Linked DNA regions of Homo sapiens: region 1 is linked to region 2. The links are chromatin loops, found by intact Hi-C in ENCODE. Cell type or tissue: PC-9. All regions are shown on one strand. Each heading gives the region's core, and the rest is flanking DNA. Links, peaks and the distances in the headings are about the cores only. Region 1 has its middle 30 kb from the start of RAB39A. Region 2 has its middle 11 kb from the start of ALKBH8.

What was found. A loop is a pair of places that touch in the nucleus more often than their neighbours do. Peaks named below come from ENCODE experiments on the same cell type or tissue, not always from the same donor. Only the 100,000 strongest peaks of a DNase experiment are listed, where the experiment ranks them.
Region 1: a loop joins it to region 2, with 13 times the contacts of the local background. A loop is called at or near these places in 32 of 110 quality-filtered maps.

What each region holds. Positions count from the first base shown.
Region 1 is chr11:107,895,732-107,901,113 of GRCh38, reverse strand. No RefSeq gene overlaps it. Among named protein-coding and RNA genes, the nearest start is that of RAB39A, 30 kb to the left of the region's middle. In PC-9, for the core only: a CTCF peak has its summit at 2,643; a DNase peak (open chromatin) is centred at 2,643.
Region 2 is chr11:107,573,621-107,579,002 of GRCh38, reverse strand. No RefSeq gene overlaps it. Among named protein-coding and RNA genes, the nearest start is that of ALKBH8, 11 kb to the right of the region's middle. In PC-9, for the core only: CTCF peaks have their summits at 2,112, 2,311 (motif pointing left) and 3,810; no DNase peak of the experiment used is centred there.

The DNA of each region.
Region 1 (5,382 bases), core at 203-5,202, 320 kb before region 2:
TGTTTTAGAGATGGGTCTTTCTATGTTGCCCTGGCTGGTCTTTAACTCCTGGGCTCAAGCAATCTTCCCACTTTGGTCTCACAAAGTGCTGGGATTACAGATGTAAAACACCACACCCAGCCAGTTTTTTGTTGTTTTTGTTGTTGCTCTCTGATTATTTTCTTTGTACACTGTGCTCTTCTTGTTTCATGATATTAATTATTATCTTCGAAGTTTTCCTTTAGTCCCTGCTTAGTCTATGTTTGCTCTGAGTTCATTTTGTTCTCTCTGGTGGGTTGTTTTGGCTTCCGACTTTCCACAGGAGGCTTCAGCTTCCTCATTTCCACTGTCAGTTGCCATGTGTTTGATTACTTGTCTCTTCCAAAATGTGGTTGACATCCTTGTCTACTGTTGTCTTTTCTTCTGTTGTCTTTGTGGGTTTAAGTCTCTTTTGTTGTTGTTGTTGTTAATTTGTTTACTATTACTCACTGGGATTTTGGAAAGGAACAAATATAAACACATCTGCTCAGTACAATATGTTTCAAAATGACTTATTTGATGTGTGATGAACTAAGATCTAAGGGAGTGAGGTGAATTGCCCAAGCACCAAACTCTAGTGTGTGGCAAAACCAAGCTAGTACTTAGTGCTTCTGTTTTCAAGTTCAGGGTTATTATTATCAATTTCTGCTTTCCCACTCCTCCCTTTCTACCACTAGCGCTTATAACTATCCAGTAGTCTTCCTATGTATTATTTATTTGCTCATTTCCCCACCCCATCTTCCATGCTATATATATGTAGTACGGGGACAGTGTCTGACACAGAGTAAGCACTCAGAACTTAATGATTGAATGAATGAATGAAAAGGTAAGTGGCCTGTACCTTAGATTTCCCCTCACTTAGGATTTTGCTTTTGAGAAAAACACCTTCTCCAAATGATGACTGGTGGAAGGCATACAGACATTTGACTTGTGGTTTTGGAAGAATATGCCTAATCTTCTTAATTGAAAAGCAGAAAACAGGGTGATTAACGGTATGAAATTAAATATATGCACCTATTATATACCCACAAAAATAAGAAAAAAAGAATATGAGATTTGAAGACAGAGGTAGGTTTTAGTACTTGGGTTCAAATCCCAGTTACCTCACTTACAATTTGTGCAACCTCTTTCTCCTTTTCAAGTGTAAAAAGGTAAAGTATCTGATTTTTAAAGCCCTAGATCAGTGCATTCTATTTCTGTCTTTTCCCTTCTCATAATTATTCTCCCCTTTTGGAGTTCTGTGGTGTCTGTTTTTAAAGAAAGGAGGTGGCTGGGCATGGTGGCTCATGCCTGTAATCCCAACACTTTGGGAGGCCAAGGTAAATGGATCACTTGAGGTCAGGAGTTTGAGACCAGCCTGGCCAACATGTCAAAACCCTGTCTCTGTTAATACTACAAAATTAGCTGGGTGTGATGGTGCATGCCTGTAATCCCAGCTACTCGGAAGCCTGAGGCTTGAGAATCACTTGAACCTGGGAGACAGAGGTTATAGTGAGCCGAGATCGGGCCACTCCACTCCAGCCTGGGCAACAGAGCAAGACTCCGTCTGAAAAAAAAAAAAAGTTGGGCACAGTGGCCCACACATGTAATCCTAGCAGTTTGGGAGGTCAAGGCTGGCAGAACACTTGAGGTCAGGAGTTCGAAGCCAGCCTGGCCAACATGGTGAAAACCCTGTCTCTATTAAAATACAAAAAAATTAGCTGGGCATAGTGGTGGGTGCCTGTAATCCCAGCTACTGGGGAAGCTGAGGCAAGAGAATCGCTTGAGCCGGGGAGGTGGAGGTTACACTGAGCCGAGATCATGTCACTGCACTCCCGCCTGGGTGACGGAGCGAGATTCCATCTCAGAAAAAAATAAATAAATAAAAAATAAAGGAAAAATAAATAAATAAAGGAGGTGCATTTCTTTCTTTGTCTGAATGGGTAAGTGCTAATTATATTTTGCAGAACTTATGTGAGTCTACTCCCCCAAAGTTTAGAAAGATCATAATTGTCTTGGTGTTTTCCCCTAATCTTAGGAGTATGCTGACTATAATGCTTAAAAGTGCTTTCATTTTTATTAATACTAGAGAAATTCAGGCCTTTAGTGCTTTTCACTAAAGACTATGGGAAGATGGTATAGCAAGTAATTACATTTTACTTCTAGCCCTTGTTCCCGACTGGTCCATTACTTCTTGATAACTTAATAAAGCTAAGAATAAAGTTCTTTCAGATTATTGAATAACTATTTTTTCTTTTAAGAGTCAAAGTCTCGCTCCATCACTCAGGCTGGAGGGCAGTGGCGCATTCACAGCTCACTGCAACTTTGAACTCCTGGGCTCAAGTCATCCTCCTGCCTCGGCCCCGCAAAATACTGGGATTAAAGGCATGAACCACCATTCTCAGCCTAAAAAACTATTTTTTCTGTCCTACAGAGATTATTATTGTTAGTTGAGGTTTTGTTCTGGGAAATACCAGACTATGGTAGAGCTCCCAAAAAGTTTCTCAGTTTCATAAACCTAAGAATCTGTTCCATTGGGTTGCTTTTGGCCTCCAAATGTTTGAATTCCTACAGAGTTGCCTAAAACAGTGAAGTAGGTGACTTAATTTTCCTTCTGCTATTGCAGAAGTATACACATGGAGGCAGTACAGTCTAATGGAGTCTGAGATTTGGAGTCAGCCTAGCATTCACCACCAGGATCTGTTGTGGATTAGTTGCATGATTATGTCCACTGGTGCAAGCTGTTAAATCTATACCTCTGTTTTTGCCTATATAAAACAATGTTTTGTGAATTAGTAAAATAATATTGTACATTTGGACGGGTTAAATTAATTTTATATTAGTAAATATTAATAAATCACTTCTGAGTGGCAGACATTTGCTAGATATCTCCATCCAGATGTCTTAGAGGTACCCAAACACAAAAAGTTCAATGTATAATTTGTTATTTTCCATTTTAGATCTGCTCCTCTCCCTACAGTCTTTTTTTTTTTTTTTTTTTTTTTTTTTGAGATGCAGTCTCGCTTGTCACCCAGACTGGAGTGCAGTGGCGCGAACTTGGCTCGCTGCAACCTCTGTCTCCTGGGTTCAAGCCATTCTCTTACCTCAGCCTCCCAAGTAGTTGGGATTACAGGTGCACGCCACCACACCCAGCTAATTTTTGTATTTTTAGTAGAGATGGGGTTTCACCATGTTGGCCAGGCTTGTTTCTAACTCCTGACCTCAAGTAATCCGTCCACCTCGGCCTCCCAAAGTGCTGGGATTACAGGTGTGAGCCACTGCACCTGGTCCCTACAGTCTTTAAAAGGAATAATTCATCCTTCATGCAGTTGCCTTAGTCAGAAGCCAGGGACTTAGCCTAGATGCCTCCATCCTCTCTACCCATGGCATCCAGTCAGCACTAAACCGTGTTGATTCTATTTCCTACATATGTTCAACCGTGTCCCCTTCACTTCATTCTTAACTCAGGCTCTCATCATCTTTTGCCTGGACTATTACAATTGCCTCCTAACTAGTGTTTCTGCCCCCTCCTTTGTATAACACACATTAGTGACAGAATGATGGTGGCATTCCCATGCTTCCAGGTGCTGCAGCTCCTCAGGAGGCATCAAGTGCTTTATGGCATGTGCCTGCGACCTCTATGACCTCTTCTTTCACTGCATCTCCATGTGCCCTCTGTGAGCCAGCCATATCCCATGTGTTTGAAGTTCCTCTCCTTTTTGCCTGTAATGTCCTTTCTATCTCCTTGGCTGTCTACCAAATTCCTACCTTTATTTTCTTTTATTCTATTTTATTTTATTTTATTTTATTTTGAGACAGAGTCTCACTCTGTTGCCCAGGCTGGAGTACAGTGGCACGATCTTGGCTCACTGCAAGCTCCACCTTCTGCATTCAAGCAATTCTTCTGTCTCAGCCTCCTGAGTAGCTGGGATTACAGGCACCTGCCACCACACCCGGCTAATTGTTGTATTTTTAGTAGAGACGGGGTTTCACCACATTGGTCAGGCTGGTCTTGAACTCCTGACCTCAGGTGATCCACTTGCCTTGGCCTCCCAAAGTGCTGGGATTACAGGTGTGAGCCACCGCGCCCAGCCCCAAATTCCTACTTTTTAAGGAGCTGCTTTTGCCATCTTGTCAATAAAGTCATTCTTGATCCCCTTTCACTCACTCTATACTGTCTCTTGCCACTCAGCCTCAAGAGCTTCTTCTCCATCTCCTTCTCTTTCTTCTTTTTTTGAGACAGAGTCTCACTCTGTCGCCCAGGCTGGAGTGAGGTGTCACGATCTCAGCTCATTGCAAACTCTGCCTTCTGGGTTCAAGCAATTCTCATGCCTCAGCCTGTCCAGTAGCTGGGATTACAGGTATGTGCCATCACGCTTGGCTAATTTTTGTATTTTTAGTAGAGATGGGATTTCACCATATTGGCCAGGCTGGTCTTGAAATCCTGGCCTCAAATGATCCATCCACCTCAGGCTTCCAAAGTCTGGGATTACAGGCGTGAGCCACTGCACCTGGCCAAGAGATTCTTCTTTTCTACTTCCAAAGCACCTTCTATTCAACTCTATCTGGAGACCATACATGTCTGCATTTAAGAGCCCAGACTCTGGAGTTAGCAAATGTGGGTTTCAATCTATCACTTATTAACTAGGTAAATTTTTTTCTTTTTTTTTCCTTTTTTTTTTGAGACAGTCTCACTCTGTTGCTCAGGCTGGAATGCAGTGGTGCAATCTTGGCTCACTGCAACCTCCGCCTCCCGGGTTCAAGCAATTCTCTGCCTCAGCCTCCCGAGTAGCTGGGATTACAGGCACCTGCCACCATGTCTAGCTAATTTTTGTTTTTTTGTTTTTTTTTTTTTTTGAGACAGAGGCTGGCTCTGTTGCCCAGGCTGGAGGCCAGTGGCATGATCTCGGCTCACTGCAAGCTCCTCCGCCTCCTGGGTTCACCTGCCATTCTCCTGCCTCAGCCTCCAGAGTAACTGGGACTATAGGCGCCCACCACCACGCCCGGCTAATTTTTGTATTTTTAGTAGAGACGGGGTTTCACCGTGTTAGCCAGGATGGTCTCCATCTCCTGACCTCATGATCCACTCACCTTGGCCTCCCAAAGTGCTGGGATTACAGGCTTGAGTCACCGCGCTCGGCAATTTTTGTATTTTTAGTAGAGACCTGGTTTCACCATCTTGGCCAGGCTGGTCTTGAACTCCTGACTTAGTGATCCACCCACCTCGGCCTCCCAAAGTGCTGGGATCACAGGCGTGAGCCGCCAAGCCCAGCCATAAATTTTTTTCTTAAATTTTTTTTTTTCCTGCTCACCGTCCACCGTTATATGACCTCTTTAAGCCCCAGTTTCCTGTTCTATAAATGGAGATAATATTTGATACATGGT
Region 2 (5,382 bases), core at 171-5,170:
AGGTCCTTTGAAGGCTATTACTTCTATGGCTTTCAGTTTGGAGACCAGTCCCTACTTCGGCGTTTTGAGAGCAAAAGGTGTTCTCGTCATGTATTCCATGGCTTTAGGGCCTTCTAGGTGATCAAAGTCTGGAACCCAAATCCTTCAGGAATTTCCATATATCAGACTTCCTTGGAGGCTTTCTTGTCTCATTTGTATCAAAAATAGAACTGGAGTACTCTGGTGTTGCTTGCCTGTCATCCTCTACCTCAGGACCATCTCTGCTAAGCATTTGTTCCAAACCTGACCCAAACAGGAGAGTATGAGCTTGGATCCTGATATAAAAGAGGACTGTCTGGACCAAGCAGGGCTGCCCTGAGGCACTGCTGTGTATTGCATGCTGACCACCATCTCCCATAACTTAAAAGAAGGATGACTGAGTCTCACTTGATCCTGGACTCTGGCCTAGATGGACAACCCAATACATTTTGGTCTTAACCCTGCTTATGAAACCCCAAAAATATGGCTAATAGAAGTAATGCTTCTGGAGCACATTTTCCCTCAGGAAATGCAAATGGATCTCTCAAATCTAAGTGTTTTTGTTTAGAAAAGCAAACAAAAGATCTCAGCTTTTTTCTTCCATGAATACAGTTTGACCTCATTTCTCCACTTTCATTGTTCCTAGGTACTTAGGGCTCCAACCACCATCCCTGGTGTAGAGTTGTCTAGAGGAACTACAGGCAGTTCTAGATAGTTTTGAGATCAAGCCATGCTTTAAAAAAAAAAAAAAAAAAAAAAAAGCACAACCCAGATTGTAAGGCATTGTATTAGAAGTGAACTTCTTACTGCAGTATCTCTCCCTCTTGCAGTGATGAAGTCTTTCCCACATCTTCAAGATACTGGGAAGATCATTCATGGGCCTCATTGACACCCCTGTTTCAGTCCTCATTACTATTTACTTAAACAGCTAATTGGCAAGGAAGGGGACATTTGTGAACAATACCATTAGATTTTAACCACTCCACAGACACCTTCGTATAGCCCTGGAAAGTGGACTACCCTCCAAATACCTGATGGTTTTCCATTGTCCAAACACCTCCTAGCCCAGACCCTCATCCTCCCTGGAGGCCTGGTGGTCTGCTTCCCACCACTGCCTTAGTAACGGGTGAACCAGAAGCCCAGCCTAGACCACTGGCACTAGCCATTGTATCAACAACTTTGGTTCCCAGTCAGATTTGCTTTTTTTTCTGTTCTGTGACTTGTGGCTTAAATCCTAGTTCATCTTTCAATTGTTATTAAGGTGGTTCGGTGTCTCTGTTAATTCTTGTTGATTTTTTTTTTTTATATCAACTGCGCTGACTTTTGAGAGATTCTTTGTTACTAAGGCTTAGTAACATCTACTTAAAACTCCTAACCTTTGACTTTGGTACTTGGACTCCTCTTTTGGATGCTGAATGGGAGGAGCCTGGCATCACTTCAGGGAAGTGGCACCTTCTAAAGGCCTCCTTATCAGCCAGAAGCCTTTGGTGATTCAGGAGCTTTTGAGACCGTATAACTGCCCAGTGGGTTCACCTTTCCCTCTGCCTAGGCGGAGCCGATTTATCAAGACAGGGGAATTGCAATGGAGAAAGAGTAATTCACCAGAGCCGGCTGTGCCGGAGACCAGAGTTTTATTACTACTCAAATCAGTCTCCCTGAGCATTCAGGGATCAGAGTTTTTAAAGATAATTTGGTGGGTAAGGGCTTGGGAAGAGGGGAGTGCTGATTGGTCAGGGTGGAGATGGAATCATAGGGGGTTGAAGTGAGTTTTTCTTGCTGTCTTCTGCTCCTGTGTGTGATGGCAGAACTGGTTGAGCCAGATTACCAGTCTGTGTGGTGTCAGCTGATCCGTCAAGTGCAGGGTCTGCAAAATATCTCAAGCACTGATCTTAGGTTTTATAATAGTGATGTTATCCCCAGGAGCAATTTGGGAAGGTTCAGACTCTTGGAACCAGAGATTGTATGACCCCTAAACTGTAATTTTCAATCTTGTAGCTAAGTTAGTCCAGCAAAGGCAGACTGGTCCCCAGGCAAGAAGGGGGTCTTTTTGGGAAAGGGCTGTTATCAATTTTGTTTCAGAGTCAAACCATGAACTGAATTCCTTCTCAAAGTTAGTTTGACCTGTGCCCAGGAATGAACAAGGACAGCTTAAAGGTTAGAAGCAAGACAGAGACAGTTAGATCTGATTTCTTTCACTGTCATCATTTCCTCAGTTATAATTTTGCAAAAGTGGTTTCAATAGTGTTGGTATTTGCCCCAGGATACTTTGTTTCTAGACGTTCTTGCTTCCACTGCTGCCACCTCCTGGTCAAAGGTGCCTGATACACTGAAAAGAATTTGTATTTTCTTTGGGTCCTAGATTTTTGTCTTTAACAATTTGTCCCTAATTTTTTGTTTCCTGAATTCTTTGCCAAGGCTTGTCTAACCACCTCACCTCACCTCACCCCAATTTCCTTGGGTTTGATTAAAACCAATTAATGTGAAGTCACTGCTAACCACCTCACCTCATCTCATAATATTTATTTATATTCATTGGCCTGAAAGACCATTTAAAACTACGGAGGTATGTGTAATATGAGGGATAACATAAGAAATAAGTCAGAAACTCACAAGCCCCAAATAATAATGATAGGTATGAAAAACATTTGCTAATATGAGATCATGGTCCACCTGTATTACCAGGTCAAACATTCAACTTCACTAAACTTTTTGTTTCAAGTAATTTTTTCAAAGCTTTTCTGAATAAGATATGTTTCTTAGTCTATTCCTGCTATTATAACAAAATGCCTTATAAATTACCTAGTCTAGGCAACAGAAATGTATTTGAAACAGTTCTGGAGACTGGGAAGTTAAAGCTCAGGGCAGAAGCAGATTCAGCATCTGGTAAAGATCTGTTCCTCATAGATGGCACCTTCTTGCTACATCTTTGCATGGCAGAATGACAGAAGGAGCAAACGCACTTCTTTCTCTTCTTTTTAAGGGTACTAGTCCCATTCATGAGGGTGGACCTCTCATGACTTAATGGCTTCCAAAAGACCCACGTCCTTTTTTTTTTTTTTTTTTTTTTTGAGACAAAGTCTCTCTCTTATCCCCCAGGCTGGAGTGTGATGGCGCAATCTCAGCTCACTGCAACCTCTGCCTCCCGGGTTCAAGCGATTCTCCTGCCTCAGCCTCCCGAGTAGCTGGGACTACAGGCGCCTGCCACCACGCCCGGCTAATTTTTGTATTTTTAGTAGAGACAGGGTTTCACCATGTTGGCAAGGCTGGTCTCAAACTCCTGATCTCAGGTGATTGGCCCGCCTCAGCCTCCCAAAGTGCTGGGATTACAGGAGTGAGCCACCACACCCAGCCAGACCCACCTCTTAATACTATTGCACTGGGGACTAAATTTAAGCTTATGAATTTTGTGGGGGAGCGGAGGACTCCAACATTCAGCCCATAGCAACGTGTTGTTTCGTGAAGAGGGTCATAATCAACGCTAATTAATTGTTAATTCCTCATCCTGATTATGTCAACAGGCCTCCTAGAGATATTGAAAAGTAAATTCTAGGTCTGGTTAACTTTCCATTGACCACGTGGTCCCCTAAGCCATATTTTAAATAGGTGAGAAAATAATGATACTCAATCTTATTTCTGACTTTGAAAGCAGGGGCAAGAGAAGAAAACAAGACAATGCTGTTTGTCCTTTAGAAATATTATCTCATCTAAACTTTCAATTAAGACTCTGTATACACTATCATTCTTAAAGATTTTAAAAGTTATACTATGTAAACTACCCTGTATGTGTTTGCATAACAGATGCACCCACTTTAACAAAACATTTTTCACCTTTTTATGTCTATATTTTTGTCTCATTATACTTGGAATACTTCAAAATATAAAAAAGGACACGTCTTTTCTGCAATGGTGTCCCTCAGCAATAATGCATGCAGTTGGTAAAGGGGAAACCTTTGGGTTAGACTCCTGGCTTTATCACTAACTGTGTCAATCTTGGGAAAGTTGCTTAAACTCTCTGAGCCTCAGAGCTCATTTGTAAAATTGGGAGAATAAAACTTGTACGGTTATTGAAGGATTCAGGAATAGTGTATGTTAAGCACTTTGTGCTTGTAATAAAAGGTAGATGTAAAGAGGTACATGTTTTAACGTATAAAAGTTGGCCCTAGGCCGTGCACGGTGGCTCACACCTGTAATCCCAGCACTTTGGGAGGCCAAAGCGGGAGGATCACTTGAGGCCAGGAGTTCGGGACCAGCCTGGCCAACACGGTGAAACCCCGTCTCTACTAAAAATACAAAAATTAGCCAGGCGTGGTGGCAGGCACCTGTAATCACAACTACTCAGGAGGCCGAGGCAGGAGAATTGCTTGAACCTGGGAAGCTGAGGTTGCAGTGAACCAAGATTGCGCCACTGCACTCCAGCCTGGGTGACAGAGCAAGACTCTTGTCTCAAAAAATAAAATAAAAAATAAAATAAAATAAAAGCTAGCTCTTTTACTCATGCGATAACAGACATGGATGTAAATCACTCTTTAAAATATTTTATATTTAAATCCCAGCACTTTGGGGGGCCAAAGCAGGCGGATCATGAAGTCAGAAGATCAAGACCATCCTGGCCAATATGGTGAAACCCATCTCTACTAAAAATTACAAAAAAATTAGTTGGGCATGGTGGCGCATGCCTGTAGTCCCAGCTACTTGGGAGGCTGAGGCAGGAGAATCACTTGAACCCAGGAGGCAGAGGTTGCAGTGAGCCGAGACTGCATCACTGCACTCCAGCCTGGCAACAAAGCAAGACTCCATCTCAAAAAAATACAAAAATAAAAATAAAAAAATTTATATTTAAACAGCTCATACATTTTGTCTTTAAGTCTCAGTTGTTACATTTGTAAAATGGGATATAAGAGATGCCAAAAAGAGTTGTTTTTATTTTTTATTAAAAATTTTTTAAAAACTTTTGTCAAATTATAAAACATAATCTATTATTCTTTAATAATTTAATAATCTGAAATTTGAATCATCTGCTTCTTGGTCCTTGCACCTTATAAAATTAAAATACTTCCCTTGAAATGAGAATTCCAAATATACTAGAAATCTGGCAGCTTCTCACTCTGGGGATGATTTTTAAAGAGGTCTATGTTGACAAATAACATACAATCTTTTTCCTCAGTGGTTGAACACTTGCAAAAGTAGCAAAATTGCTTGTTAAACATGCAGGTTACTGGGCCCTGGCCCCAGAGATTTTGGAGCACACACTGTAACCAACTGGTGTTCAGAGAATTAAAATTTATATGTGCTTTAAGTTGACTCGTTATGTCTAGTGGGGTTGGAGACCACTTAACCAAGCACTTCAGTGATTCTGATGCAAGT